2 separate regions of the Homo sapiens genome follow, and region 1 is linked to region 2. A link is a contact called in ENCODE Hi-C data. All regions are on one chromosome and are shown on one strand. Each heading gives the region's core, a stretch centred on a gene start or an enhancer-like site at or near the end of the contact. The rest is flanking DNA. Distances are from core to core; before and after follow the strand shown.

Region 1 (7,445 bases), core at 1,192-3,691, 540 kb after region 2:
AATTTTCCTATCCTTCAGAAAATAAATGTTCCTTAGCACCTAATACATGGGTATAGAGTGAATATAGTAAATAATAAAATGCTGAAAGCATCCAGTAATGATTTAACATGGGTATCTCATAACATCACACTGTATTTCTTAAATATACATAATAAAATTTATTAAAAATTAAAATTAAGAAATTGAATTGGATGTATATAGACTTATTATAACACAAGTACTGACACACTACATTGAGGACTTCAGAAATAAACGTCTGTGCAATTCTTGCCCTTTTCTAGCACTGTTTGGACCACTAATTCCTGCCTAGAATATAAGGTAAAAATCTGCGACCTCACAGATTTGTTTCAGGGTTAGTTTACATCAAAATGTACAAAAGTCCCCTCCTTCTATCCAAGAGGCTTCCCAATACACCCAACACTGAGCCGCTGGGGTGGCTGAATAAGACAGAAATCCTTTAAAATGACCCCAAATGTGATCTGAACCTAAAAATTATAGGCACTAAAAAGTTACAAATCAGTGGGGCCATTTGAGGAGACAAACTAGAAATCTTGCTGGTCAAGTGTTGCAGGTTGGGTTCACCTAGAAACAGACCCTGAACAAGTGATTTTTTTTTTTTTTTGAGACAGAGTCGCTCTGTTGCCCAGGCTGGAGTGCAGTGGCGTGATCTCGGCTCACTGCAACCTCTGCCTCCCGGGTTCAAGCCATTCTCCTGCCTCAGCCTCCCGAGTAGCTGGGATTACAGGTGCCCGCCACCATGCCCGGCTAATTTTTTGTATTTTAGTAGAGACAGGGTTTCACCGTGTTGCCCAGGCTGGTCTCAAACTCCTGAGCTCAGGCAATCTGCCCACCTCGGCCTCCCAAAGTGCTGGGATTACAGGTGTGAGCCACCGCGCCTGGCCTGATTTTTTTAAGTGCTCTCCTGGGAGAAAGTAGTAAAGAGGGCAGGGAAGTAGACATGAAAGGGCAGGCAGCTAAGGAAGGATGCCTTTGCAGGTGAAGTCCCAGACTTGGCCTAATCCAACAGGGACTCTGGGGGCATCAATCGCACTGCAGACTTTGTCCTGCTTCTTGCACTAGCTACTGGCTGTCTGGCCGGATGTGAATTTCAGGCACTTCTGGCTCTCCATACTGGGCAGGTAGTTCCAGCGCACAGAGGTGATAGCTTGAGTAGCAAATCAGGCGGAAGCTGGGAGATGAGTGCCCAGAGCTAGCAAAAAGGTCTGGGCAGGCACTGACAGCACCACTGCAGAGTCGCTAGATTTTTCAGTTAATTCTGAAAGTACCTCAACTCTGTACTGTGCATGCAGACCATAGTGGCTGAGGTTCCCTATCTGTCAGCCATGGAGAGGTCACTCTCTGGAGTAGGGAGGAACTACTCTCTGGGTGATAGAAATATTCCCACACAGAACCCAGCTCACAGGCTGGATGTGCCCTCTTTCTCCTCTCTGCTGCCTAACTCAGGAAATAACTCCAAAGACCTGGGTCAGTTCAGATGGGGACTGAAGAAAGCACATGTGAGGATACGCCTATAAGGTAATATCTTCAGGAACCCTCTCCTGAGCCCAGGGCCTCCTCAGCATTTCTTGGAGGCTGCCAGGAAGCAACTATCCTCCATGCATCTAAATGCCGGGGGAGCAAATCTCAGCTACAGAAATGACTTATTCAAGGGCAGTATGGCAGCGTGGGATGATCTGCTCATCCGAGAAAACTGCCTCGATGGGAATTAACACAGGGAGGAGGAAACTTCCAAAGCCTTCCGCTGGGAAATCTTTGCCTTTAATGGGAGGCAGGATGGGGGTGGGGGAAGAACGAGGCGGCATGTGGTAACCAGACGTCACAGCGTTTCACTTTTCACCATCAACTTCCAGGACGCACGCAGGTGTGTCTGGCGTGGCCTTCGTCCCTGCCGGGGATCCTGGGGAGCTGTGGCTCAGACCTCTGGTTTCTGCGCCTCCTCACTCTCCAAACCCAACCTCGAGGTTCCCCCGCCGCTGCGCACCCTGGGAAGCCCTTTCTCACCAGGAGCTCTCACCCCAATATCATTCTCTCCCTCCTCCTCCAACTCCTCCGAGCCCAGGTCCGACATGGTCTCGCCCCAGCCTGGATCACAGCCGCAGCGCCTCTAGCAGGTGGGTAGCAACCGCCTCCACCGCCGCGTCCCGCGTCGCCATGGAGACGCGGCCGGTCCCGCCTCCCTCCCAGCCCGGAAGATGGGGAGCGGGGACAGGCGACGCGGACGAAGCGGGAGGAGCCACTGGCAGCCTTTGCGTACTGTCATAGCAACGGGAAGGGCACCTCGACCAATCACCGCCCGGGAATACGGAGGGGCGGGGCGGAAGGGACGAGGTGGAGCCAGTGGCAGCACTCTGGTGCCGTCATAGCAACGAGGGGCCGCTTCGGCCAATCACTGCTCGGGAAGCGAGGGGGCGGGGACTGGGCAGGGCCTGAGCGGGTTCTGTGCCTGGCTGCCCACCGGCTCTCTGACCTGGACCTCGCCGTCGCTGGCCCCTGAAATCCATCACTTTTGTCGGCTGTTCTGTGACGCCACAACGAGGAGCCACCTGGGTACTGGGCCCTCAAGAGGAAGGACGCGGGAAACGCGTCCGGGCCAACTCTCGAGAGGGTTTCACCCCTGCCCAGTGCGGGCACTGCCCGCTCCCTTCCGCCCCCAGGCCTCGCAGGCCCCTCCGGGGATGCTGCCCACCCCCACTTACCTTTCTAGGCTCTGCTGACCCTTCGGGATTCGCGGCTAGCTGTGATGTGTCCGCCAAGATCTCTTCTCTTGTCTGTAAACAACTTCACTCTCAAGGAGGCAGCTCTGGCCTCTCAGCAGGTGCGGCCTACAGTGATGTCCGTCCGGGTTTTACATCCTTCCCCGACCTCGACATGAGTCCCAGCCCCCTCGGGCCTCTGACTCTCAGGTGTCCCCTACGATCGCCGTCCTCTCCTCTCGCTCCTGGCTCCCCTACACTGTCACACACCCACACAATCACAGACGCACACGCATGTACACGTGCAGGCTTGGAAATCTGCTTTACCTGACGCACTCCGCCTGCCGAAGGCCCCTCACATCTCCCATTTCCTCTGCCATCATCCCAGACTGCAAAGCTGTGTTATTTGTTGTTGCTGCAGGAGCTGGGGAGGAGTGACTGAATAACTATAGGATTTGGTCTTGATGGGAGAATCCCAGAAGCCAAATCCACGCGGTGAATAAGCTGCTGATCTTCCAGAGCACACATCCCCTAGAGATTCTTCCCAATGCTAATATGAAAGGTTACAACCATAACCCATCATCAGGCCCAAATATATTACTTACTGAATAAATACACAAGTTACAACAACACACGAGATTCCAAAATTATGTCGTTTTTTAGATGCAAAGATAAAAATGTTGTAAACACCAAAATTTAACAGCTTTTCTTATGGGGAAAAGTGGGGAGTTAGGGATAACAGATGATTATTATTTTCTTCTCTACATATTGGCAGTTACCCAGTTACTACAATTAAGCATGTCCTATTTTTATAATAAAATGCCAGAAGCATTTTAAATGTTAGAAATCTAGAATGGTAACATAAGTATATGCAAATAAATACTCGTTTTTTACATTTAAAATGTCAGAAATTTAGCTTTCAAATTTGTCCTAACAATGACAGTAACCAGTGTTTACTAAGTTCTGACACTGTGTGTGGGCACTGTTTTAAGAATTTTATGAGTTATCTTATTAAATCCTCACTATCATTCCTCCATTGAACATCTAAGGAAAGGGAGTTATAGGGGGTTATAAACTAAAAATAACCTCCTAAGCCCCACCACAGCCAACTGAATGGACCCCTCTTGGCCAAGAGGGCCCCAGAAACCTTAAAAACTGCGTTCTCAGCCATGATGGGAAGGGAGGTCGAACATGCCTCACTAATACCCTTGTGCAGTTTAGACACAACAACTAACAAGCATTAATGTTAAAATAGAGATCATAAGACTGACAGAATGGACGCTGTGGCAGTAAGATACCAACTTACAAACAGGACCTAAGGCCATGCCAGGCATGAGTTAAGTCATGCATCCCTACACTTAAAAGAATAAACTATATTTTAACTACCTGGAGAAGGTCTTATGACTCGTGTTTTACATCCTGTACTTGAGCAAACAATCTTACTGTGAATCTCTCAAATCGTATCATGAGTTCCTCAGACTGTTGATGTACTAATTAATACGTAAACTACTGACACTGAAAAGGATACTGATTTGTTTCTGAATCATGACGTTTCACTGATTGTCTTGTGCATATGCAGAAAACATTTTAGCCTGTATGTTGTCATCTGTAGCCAATGACTGTAACCTCTATATTGTCCCTCCAATGAAAAAAGACAACTGCAATATGAGGAGTCCCCTTCCCATTCCTCAACTTTCTTATAAAAGCACTGCAACTTGTAACAGACTTTGGAACACACCCAACTTTGTTGGTGTGTCTTCCCCATTCAATCTTCAAATTTGGCTTTCAATAAGCCTTTATCAATTTCCGCCTCAACAGCCTTAACTTTGGTCGACAGCAGTTAAGATCCTTACCCAAGATCATACAGCTAGTGGGATTCAAATCAAGCCAGCTGACCCAAGAGCAACTGTTGCCCATCACTATACTGCCTCCCAGATCTGTGATATAAAGAAATAACTATAGTTTTCTGGCAGTGACTAAACCATCTACCAAGCAGAGGACCACTAGTTCAAATGCCTTGGATTGCAAACACCAGAGAGTGGCTTAAGCAAACCACATGGTTAAGCAAACCCTGTTCTGGATCACATCATTAGCAGCTAGACGTCTAGCTATAGCTATTAAATCCTAAGGTTTACAATTTGATTTCTATCCCATACGAATTAGCCAGGGTCTTCCCTCCCAAATCTTTCAGTCAATCTATAGTAATTTCACCACACTGTGGGTTTGGCAATTATCCAAATAATTGACACCAAAGGCAAGAAGGGGTGAACAACAGGATGGGCCTCCCGGCATCTCCTGCAGCAGCACCTGGACTGGATTCTAAATTCCTCCTTCCAGAAAGAAGCTGCATCCCAGCCCAGATCCAGCTGAGAGCCACAGCTGCCAAGAGGCAGTCGGAGCTCTGGGCACCTCTCTGTGCACCCAGGAAGCCCCAGGAGGACTTCATCAAGCCAAGTCGATGCCTCACTCAGAGCCCCAGGATCCCTGACTCCTAACCCCACAGTGACCTGGAAATGCCTGGTGATGCCAGAAGCAGCGCTTTCCAATTCTGAAGGCCCTCAAAATGCTTGTTCAGCCCACCTTCCTCCTTTCCTGGGGCGTGGGAGTGGTGGGGAGATGAGAGGCAGAAAGATGAGGACATCATCAGGAGGTTTTTCCTTACTGGAAAATGAGAGGAAATCCTCTTTCACTACTTAAAAATCAAAAGGGGCTGTCCATATTCCTCTGGCAGGGGTCTCCCATCATCCCCCGCGAGGCATTCCCATTATCCCCTGCGGAGCTTTCCCATCATCCACAGAGGCCCTTCCCATAACCCCCAAGTGGGAAGTTCGCGCAAGTGCGGCTCTGCAGGGAGGAGGGAGGGCCGAGGGGAAGGCCCTCGAGAGAGTGGAGGGCAACAGTGGCCACGGTTCCTCTGTACTTCGTTTCTTCCGTAAGAAATGATCTTCTTGTCCTTCTTAAGTATAAATGGAGCGATCCATTTCCTTTTACCCATTAACCCCTTCAAAAAGAAGAAAAACAGTCCCAGGCTGGCCATGGTTGATCTCTGCAGGGGCGCTGGTCAGGGTGCCTTCTGCTTCCTGGTGGGATGGCCTAGGCCGGGGAAACTGTTGAAACCACCCTGGGGCTGCCTTCTGTATTTTCCACAACCTTCCAGGCCCACCTCCCAGCTGGAGGCCCTGCAGCTTGGCAGTTGCCATGGCGACTGAGTCCCTAAGTGTGTCTCTTCTGAGCTCTCCTGGACAGTGTGGAGAAAAGGCCTTAAGAACTGAGGGGCTTCAGTAAAATGCAAACAGATTTTTTTTTTGTAGGCACTGTTCAGATAAAAAGCAGGGACTTTCAACAAAATGAGTTCAGGTCCATCTTAACTATAGAACTATGAGGTTGTTTATTAGAATAATTGTACTCTGGTAAATTTACCAATTTCATATATATGCATATTTATAAACAAACATATTAGAGTATATAGATAGAAAAAGTTCTATCTACATGTAGAATCGAAAACTTTTTAAAATAGTGTTGGTAGTATCACACATTGCCATTTAGTGGATAGAGACAGACCCGAGATTGGAGCCCTAGCTCCGTATACTTCTTTCTGAAGTCAGTCTACTCATCTGTAAAATGGGCTGTTGTGAGGTCAAAATTAGATATTCATAATGAGAGTAGCATAGTGCCTAGCACAAAGTAAAGCACTTAGTAAATGGGAGCTATTACTATTAATTGTACTGCTGTTAATCTTACAATAGGTTAAGCACCTTTTGTCTATCAGTATGTTTGGGGGGGAATTTTAACTCAAGTTTATCTTAATCGTTTTCAGTCGTGTTTTTTTCTTGAAAAGAATCAAACTGCCAAAGATGATTCTGTCAGTTGTTTGTGACAATCAGAAGTTAGTCTGTGACGAACAGATTAGTTTTAATGCTCATATTCATTAGCACTAATATACATAAGGGTGGGGAGAGACTGAAGCTTCTGGAAATATATAGACAGGTAGATTCTTAAGCGTAAGTAGGTATTTGAACTGTTTGTGGATTATGTCTCATAAAATTGGCACCCAGCAAGGAGGAAAATGCCAGATACACACACGCCCATACCTGAGGTATGTAGGTCAATGGAAGGCTATTGAAACACAGTTGTCAAGAGAGAAATGTAAAGTATTTTTCACCCAGGAAGTGAGATTATTCAGTGATGCATCAAAACCAGTAGGGAAAACAGTTTAGTGGACACCAGTGTGGAGACGAGATGTCAGAAAATTGGATAGACTCGAATTTCACGTTGGGTAGCAACTCAAGGACATAGCTCAGTGCTTGGCACATAGTAAGTGCTCAACCAACACAGGTTTATCAAATTAAATGTTAGATATTATTTTGCAACAGAGCTGTGCTTTATGCAGCAGTAGGAAAAGAGAAAAATTGACGTGAAATTTTTTCTTTTTCTTGTTTTTTTATTCTTAAATCACACTCCATTTTCCGAGGGCTCTCTCAGGATATCAGTTGCTTAACTACGTCTGAGTGTCTTCTAGGTCGAGTACTAGGGGATTACAAGGAAATGAGAAAGAAATTACAGACCCATTGGGGGGCAAATTCTACATTAATCTACACTGTTAAAAAAATTTACCAGGGCCGGGAGCGGTGGCTCACGCCTGTAATCCCAGCACTTTGGGAGGCCAAGGTGGGTGGATTGCCTGAGCTCAGGAGTTCAAGACCAGCTTGGCCAACATGGTGAAACCCTGTC
Region 2 (7,078 bases), core at 2,993-5,492:
GGCACATATACACCATGGAATACTATGCAGCCATAAAAAAGGATGAGTTCATGTCCTTTGCAGGGACATGGATGAAGCTGAAAACTATCACTCTAAGCAAAGTATCACAAGGACAGAAAACCAAACACCGCATGTTCTCACTCATAGGTGGGAGTTGAACAATGAGAACACATGGACACAGGGCGGGCAACATCACACACCAGGGCCTGTCAGGGACTGGGCGGCTGGGGAAGGGATAGCACTAGGACAAATACCTAATGTAAATGACAAGTTGATGGGTGCAGCAAACCAACATGGCACACGTATACCTATGTAACAACCTGCACGTTGTGCACATGTACCCTAGAACTTAAAGTATCATAATAAAAAAAAAAAGGAAAAAAAAGAAAGAGGAACTCTGATGGATGGCAAGTGTGTACTAGCAGCTTCTCACCAGTGATTCTCAACCATGGGACACTCTCAAAGTGTGCTCCCCAAGCCTACTGAGGCGGATGTGGGGGGCAGGCACGTGTGTCACTAAGCTCTCTGGGCAAGACTCCTGTGATCCCTGCACACCTGGCGTCCACCTGGCCAGCAGGCAGATCAGCAATGGTTTCCTCCAAAGTCAGTGCAAATCACTGTCACATATAATTTAGACCCCTTTCTGGAGTGAGGGTGGGAATCCGAGGTCCCCTGCAATACGGGGAGTCAGTGCTGCTGCAGTGGTCATCAGAGAGCAGGAGGACTCCTCCGGTGCTGACCAGTCCTTGGATCCTGGAAGGTGCGAGCCCCACTGTTTGGGATAACACATTAACAACTCTACTCTCTGAGCTCTTCTCGCTGGCTCTCATTTAAAGGAAACATTTAGGTCTCCAAGTTGATACTGCATCCCACCAGGGAACAGGCTGCAGCCACCAATGCGCAGACCTTGGCAAATTCCTCCAGTTCACGGGCCTCAGTCTCCCCTTCTGGAGAAGGGGCTTGGCTAGAAGAGTTTAGGGTTTCTTTCCATCTTAAAATACAAAGGTGGGGTAAAACTTGGAATGGGAGGAGTTATTGTCTCAATTGGACAGAAAATTCCACTTTTCAGACAGAATGCTGGACATGATTAAGTTATTACCAGTGTCTTCTCAATCCCTAAGCGACAGGCCAAGAACTGGTCTCCTCCCTGGGTAGGACAGAGTGATATCAGGACAAGGCAGAGGCAGGAGGGGGAGCACTAAGCTGTAGCTGTCCAGGCGAGAGCGGGCTTGGAGTGTCAGCCCTAATCCGGGATTAGTGGGAATGGAGGTGGGGGAGGGCAGCCACGAATGGACACAGCAGCCCCTGCTCTCCCACACCGCCATCACTGTCACAACAGCGATGGCCCAGGATGCTGGGATGTGTGTGACAATCGCTGGACTCGGGGCGGCCAGGAATGCAAACACCACTACCTGCTCACCCACAATGCCATCACTGACACGGCAGCGACGGCTCAGGATGCCGGGAGGGTGTGTGACCGTCACTCACAGGGAGCCCAGTCACCCAGATCCTATCTGCCTGCAAAACCTTCCATTTGAATGCAAATCAAATGACATTCCCAGGCATCAGGGCTGTGTTCCCCCACCCCCGTCCCCAGGAAAGTAAGCAATACCAAAAACTGACATCACAGAACTAATGGACTATGTCCATGCAAAAATGCCAGAGATGGCCCTGGGTTGCTTTGAGCATGAATCCGGGACACTGTTGCCTCTTCCAGGCAGGAGGTCAGGAGAGACAGGTGTCTGAGACTGCAGTGTGTGGCCAACAGCAGAGAGAGAACAGAGAAGGCGCAAACAAGGTGAGACCCTCTCTCCTCTCCCTGAACGCAACCCCTCCCTGCTCCCACACAAAGACTCAAGTAAAAAGTTTTCATCCAAAACTTTCAAATATTTCTTTCAGTGTTCTCAGATTGACTTGACCAGCCTAAGACAGATGCCAGGGACATCCTCTTCTCTGCCTCTCAACACTTCAGTCAGATGGGAATATGGAAGGATCATATCCAAGAGGATCATATTTTCTGAAGCCAATCCATAGATGTCAGGAAACGAACCATCCCAAATATACAGGAGGTAGGGTCACTGCCTCTAAGCCTGAAACTCCAGAGTTAGAAGCTGAACTTAAAGGTCATTCACCCAACACTTGCCTGCCTCCTACAAAGGACACAGATGAGACTGGTGCCCAATCAAGCCACCAGCCTGGAGGGGACTCAGCCTCAGAAGCCTTGATTCCAGGTCAGTCAGGGGTCAGTGATGGCAGCTTCCTGGGGAAATACCTGCATTTGCTCCTGGATGTGAGGCCAACAGGGGTGGAGGGCTCCCACAAGAGACAGCTGGTTTCCCTGAGACACTCTCCAGCTCTGGACAGCTGAGGCACAGATTCTGGGCACCAGGACAAAAGTCAGTCAACTGACCCTGAAGCCTTTTTCCTCCAAAAAGTACAGTCATTTATGTTCTTTTTCAAGAGTTCAAAACAAGGTCTCTTGATTTGTTGGATGGCTGCTAACTGATAGTCAAAGCTTTTTTGTTTTTTAATTCCATGGCCATGTCTTCCAAGGCCATGCACAAGGACCAGGCACAGGGCCCGCCATGGAATATTTTGAAGGTTGATGGGGCCGGACATTGAAAATGAGCAATTCTGCTATTTCCACAGCGAATGACCACTGAGCTGCACAGGCATGTGCAGGAAACTGTGGCCTGGAAGGGCGGAGCAGCGGCCAAGACTAGGGGTGCCTCCCCAAACCCACCCAGGCTCCAACTTCTCCTGTGAAATGCCTAAGAATAGTACATGCCAGGAGCTTGTCGTTATACTAAGATGTCTTAAAAGCAAAAATAAGTCAACGAGTAATCAGCGACTACAGAAACACCCACAGGACTGTGAGGCAGCAGAGGTAAGACACGAGGCCCTTAGCTTGCAGGCCAGGGCAGCTGGATTCACATGCCAGCTCTGCCGCCCACGAGCTGTGTGGCACTGGGCAGGCTGCTTGCCCTCTCCGGGCCTTGGTTTCCTCATCTGTAAAACAGTGATAACACCCCTGTCCCGGGAGTTGTGAGGATTCAGAGATGGCAGACGCACCGAAAGCCTCGGTAGGATGTCTGCCCAGCGGCTGGCCCTCAGCAAACGGTCACTATTTTTATATGCCAAGAAATGCAAGTCTTTGGAGATAAATTCTTGGTGAAATTCAGCTCTATGAGAGGCGGAAGCACATTGGGGTCACAGCTATTCATGTATCATGTGCAAGCTCAGTAAGTGTCCGATCGGGCACGGGAATTCGCCCCGGGACTCCAGGCAAGGCAGGTACTGGCTGGCGCGGATGAGCACTTCTGACGGTCCCTCCAACTGCCAGCCTGTCCCTCGCGGAGCCCAGGGCCTGGAGCACCTGCCGTTTGGAGAATAAAATCAATCACTTTGTCTTGTCTCTCCGTCAAGGGGCCTCGCTCCCCCGTCTCTCTCCTAACTCTCGAGGATGGTCTGCGCTGGGGGGAGGACTCCCTTAGCCTGGGTCAGGGGCTGCAGCGACGCCTCCAGGAAAGACCTCGGCCCGGACCGCCCGCCCCGGCATCTGCCGCCCCCCGGCCCGCAGTCCCGGAAACTCACCCCTTTCCTCTCGGCCTCCTCGTTCAGGGCGGTCACCCAGGCCGCCTGCCACTGGCTCCTCCAGCTGCCCAGCGTCAGGATCCAGGAGAGCAGCGCGTCGGACCCCGGGCGCGGCCCCTCTCCAGGCTCCACCGCCCGCCGCTGGGGCTGGGGTCGCGCCCTGGCCAGCGCCCACTGCGCCAGGTACAGGCCTACCGTGGCCAGGGCCGCGACGAAGAGCGACACCAGCGCGAGCCACTGCGCCTCCCCGAGCCACGAGCCCAGCCGGGCCATGGCCATGGCGCATCCCCGGCCCGCCTCGCCCCAACTTCCCCGGCAGCCCCGGGCCGGAACGGCGGACTCAGGACACGCGCTGGCTGCGGCCACAGCGCGCTGGGGGCGTGGAGGGGGCGCGGCGGGGTCGGAGCCCGGCGAGGAGCGTGGCCGGGGGCCTCTGGGCGGGCAAGCGGGGAGGAAACGCGCGGCGGCCGCGGCCCGGGCTGGGCGCAAGCCCCGCACACCTGCGGAACAGGGGCGCGAGCGGACCCCGCGGCCCGCGCTCCCGACTCGGCGTCTGGGAAGTTCCTGGGCCGCTGCGGGCCGCGCTTCCTCCTGCGCGCGCCGCCCCGGGCGTCCCGCCCGCGGCCCAGCGGTGGCCGGAGGAGGCTCTGGCCGCGGGGCGGGGCGGGGCGGGGGCGGTGCCCGAGGGAGGGGGCGCGGCCGGGCCTGCGGGGGCCGCAGTCCTCCCCCCTGCTCCCAACGCGGCGTGCCCCCGCCCCCCTAAAGGCCCGGCCTTCCCGGCCCCGCCACGTGCGCGCGTCGCCCGCCCCTCCGGCGCCTGCCCGCGGGCCGCGAGGTGACCCGGGCCTCCGGATTCATCAGCCCAACCCCGGCGGCTGCTGTGCGGCTGCTTGGCTTGGCTCGTGTGCGCGCTTGCACAAGTGCGTGTGTGTGCACATGTGTGAGTGTGCGTGTGCACAGCGCGCAGTCAGGGTGATTTCGAGGACTGCCATTTGCTCGCCAGCGAGACAGGATCCAGGCTCAGTCCTCGGAAAGTCCCTGGAAATCCGTGGCTGCCCCTGGAGCCAGGGGCTGGGCCTGCCTTAGGGGGCGTGCTTCTCAGAGGCAAGGAGGGGCTCAGCACCAGGCCCAGGCCCTGCCTTCTGTGTGGCTGTGTCATTCATTCAGTGTGCGGGTGGGGCGGGGGTGCATGTGGTGTGATGTGTGTGGCGCATGTGGTGTGATGTGTTGTGGGTGTGGTGTGTGGTGCACAGGATGGTGTGAGTGTGTATGTGTGGTGCATGGGTGTGGTGTGTGTGTAAGCGTGGTGCATGTGGTGTGGTATGTGTGTTGCGTGCCAGTGTGGTGCATGTGGTGTGTGTGATGTGTAAGCGTGGTGCATGTGGTGTGGTGCGTGTGTGGTGTGTCGGTGTGGTGCATGGGTGTGTGTACGTGTGATGTGTAAGTGCACAGCATGTGGTGTATGTGTGTGGTGTGTGGTGCACAGGATGGTGCGAGTGTGTATGGTGGTGCATGGGTGTGTATGTGTGATGTATAAGTGCAGTGTGTGTGGTGTGTGTGTGTGGTGTGTGTGTGTGATGTGTAAGCGTGGTGCATGTGGTGTGGTGCGTGTGTGGTGTCGGTGTGGTGCATGGGTGTGTGTACGTGTGATGTGTAAGTGCACAGCATGTGGTGTGTGTGTGTGGTGCATGTGGTGTGTGTGGTGTGTATGTGTGATGTGGTGTGGTGTATGTATGTGGTGTGTCAGTGTGGTGCGTGTGTGTGTGGTGCACAGGGTGATGTGAGCGTGTGTGTGTGGCACATGGGTGTGGTGTGGTGCTGTGTGTATATGTATTGTGTAAGTGCGTTGCATGTGGTGTGGTTTGTGTGTGTGGTGAACACGGTGGTGTGTGTATGTGTGGTACATGGATGTGGAGTGTGTGTATGTGTAATGTGTGAGTGCGGTGCATGTGGCGTGGTGTGTGGGTGGTGTGTCAGTGTGGTGCATGTGGTATGGTGTGTGTGTGTGTGGTGTGGTGTGTGGGACATGCCCCTGTGCCCTCCTCTTGCAGAGTGGACGCGGTCCTTAGGGAGTGCCATAGAAACATACTAGCCTGAGATTCTCCGGGGCCTAAAACAGGCCTAAACCATAAAAAAGTGATTCCCCTGTTATTTTCTGCAGCTGTATTAAGGGGACTTGACCTTGAAAGGAATTAGATAGACTGAGCATTTGGCCTTCTCTTCCCTAGCCAGGAGTCTGCTGCGGGGCCAGTGGATGGTCCATCAGAGGGGATTCTGGCCCTGAATCCGTGGGCCCGGATTTTCTTCAGGAAAGAGGAAGGAATGGCACAGCAGCTGGACGGAGAGCCTTTGTGGGGAACAGGATAGGACGCTGTCAGGGAGGTGAAATTAGACGGGGATTGCCCAGGTGAGCTGGGGATGGACCCTTGCGAGCCAGGTCTGTTATCAGAAAGTGGAAATAAGAATGAGACTATCCATCCTGGCTAACATGGTGAAACCCCGTCTCTATTAAAAACACACACACACACAAAACTCAGCCGGGCGTGATGGCGGTCGCCTATAGTCCCAGCTACTCGGGAGGCTGAGGCAGGAAAATGGAGTGAACCCGGGAGGCGGAGCTTGCAGTGAGCCGAGATCGCGCCACTGCACTCCAGCCTGGGCGACAGAGCGAGACTCCGTCTCAAAAAAAAAAAAAAAAATTAAGAATGAGACCATCAGCATCCTGCAAGTGACCCATGTGTTACACACGAGCGCTCCAGTCTGCCGCAGCCTCTTAAGGGTGGGGGGAACTGCTCTTCTTTTCTTCTATTCTGTGTTATTTTAGGCAGAAACAAAAGAAATCCCTTCTTATTTGGCAGAAAAGTCTAATTATGTTCTGACCTGTAGCTAGACCTATGCAGTCAGATAATTCGAGTCCTGCTGGTCCCCTTGCCAGAATAACCGGGGTGAGGAATCCGAGGGCCCAGTGTTCCCCGTGCCATGTGTGCACACAGGCCGCCTGCGGCTGTGTGGGCAGTGACGAGAGCCTGTCCTGTGTGACCGGTGGAACCCGTCTCATTCCTTCAGGTCTCAGGTGTGCTGGCCCATCCCACTTACTTATTTAGAGGCTTGTAACAAACTGTAAACTAACCAGCACCCCTAGTTTGGGATTTGTCACACTTCCATGTGACAAATTTTCTTTTCTTTCTTTCTTTAATTTCTTTCTGTATTTTGAGGCAGAGTCTCACTTTGTCACCTAGACTGGAGTGCAGTGGCACAATCTCGGCTCACTGCAACCTCCGCCTTCCAGGTTCAAGCAATTCTCCTGCCTCAGCCTCCCGAGTAACTGGGACTACAGGCGCCTGCCACCACGCCAGCTAATTTTTGTATTTTTAGTGGAGACGGGGTTTCACCATGTTGGCTAGGCTGGTCTTGAACTCCTGACCTCAGGTGATCTGCCCACCTCAGCCTCCCAAAGTGCTGGGATTACAGGTGTGAGCCACTG

Evidence for each region. A loop is a pair of places that touch in the nucleus more often than their neighbours do. Pooled maps may share reads with other maps.
Region 1: a pooled map shows a loop between it and region 2 (4-fold over the local background). The contact joins the promoter of RSPH1-DT here to the promoter of C2CD2 in region 2. A Hi-C loop is called at or near these places in 5 of 50 pooled maps.

What each region holds. Positions count from the first base shown.
Region 1 is chr21:42,494,098-42,501,542 of GRCh38, forward strand. RSPH1-DT (RSPH1 divergent transcript) reads left to right here and starts at 2,442. Exons shown (of 3, transcript NR_135518.1): 1 at 2,442-2,568; 2 at 2,726-2,836; 3 at 3,136-3,346. It overlaps RSPH1 (radial spoke head component 1), which reads right to left and starts at 2,127. Exons shown (of 9, transcript NM_080860.4): 1 at 2,036-2,127. The coding sequence starts at 2,089. It also overlaps a transcript of SLC37A1 not described here. RefSeq lists silencers at 2,084-2,203, 2,234-2,473 and an enhancer at 5,209-5,709.
Region 2 is chr21:41,949,776-41,956,853 of GRCh38, forward strand. It overlaps C2CD2 (C2 calcium dependent domain containing 2), which reads right to left and starts at 4,243. Exons shown (of 14, transcript NM_015500.2): 1 at 3,595-4,243. The coding sequence starts at 3,873. RefSeq lists enhancers at 831-1,336, 3,215-3,989, 6,345-6,424 and a silencer at 3,866-4,535.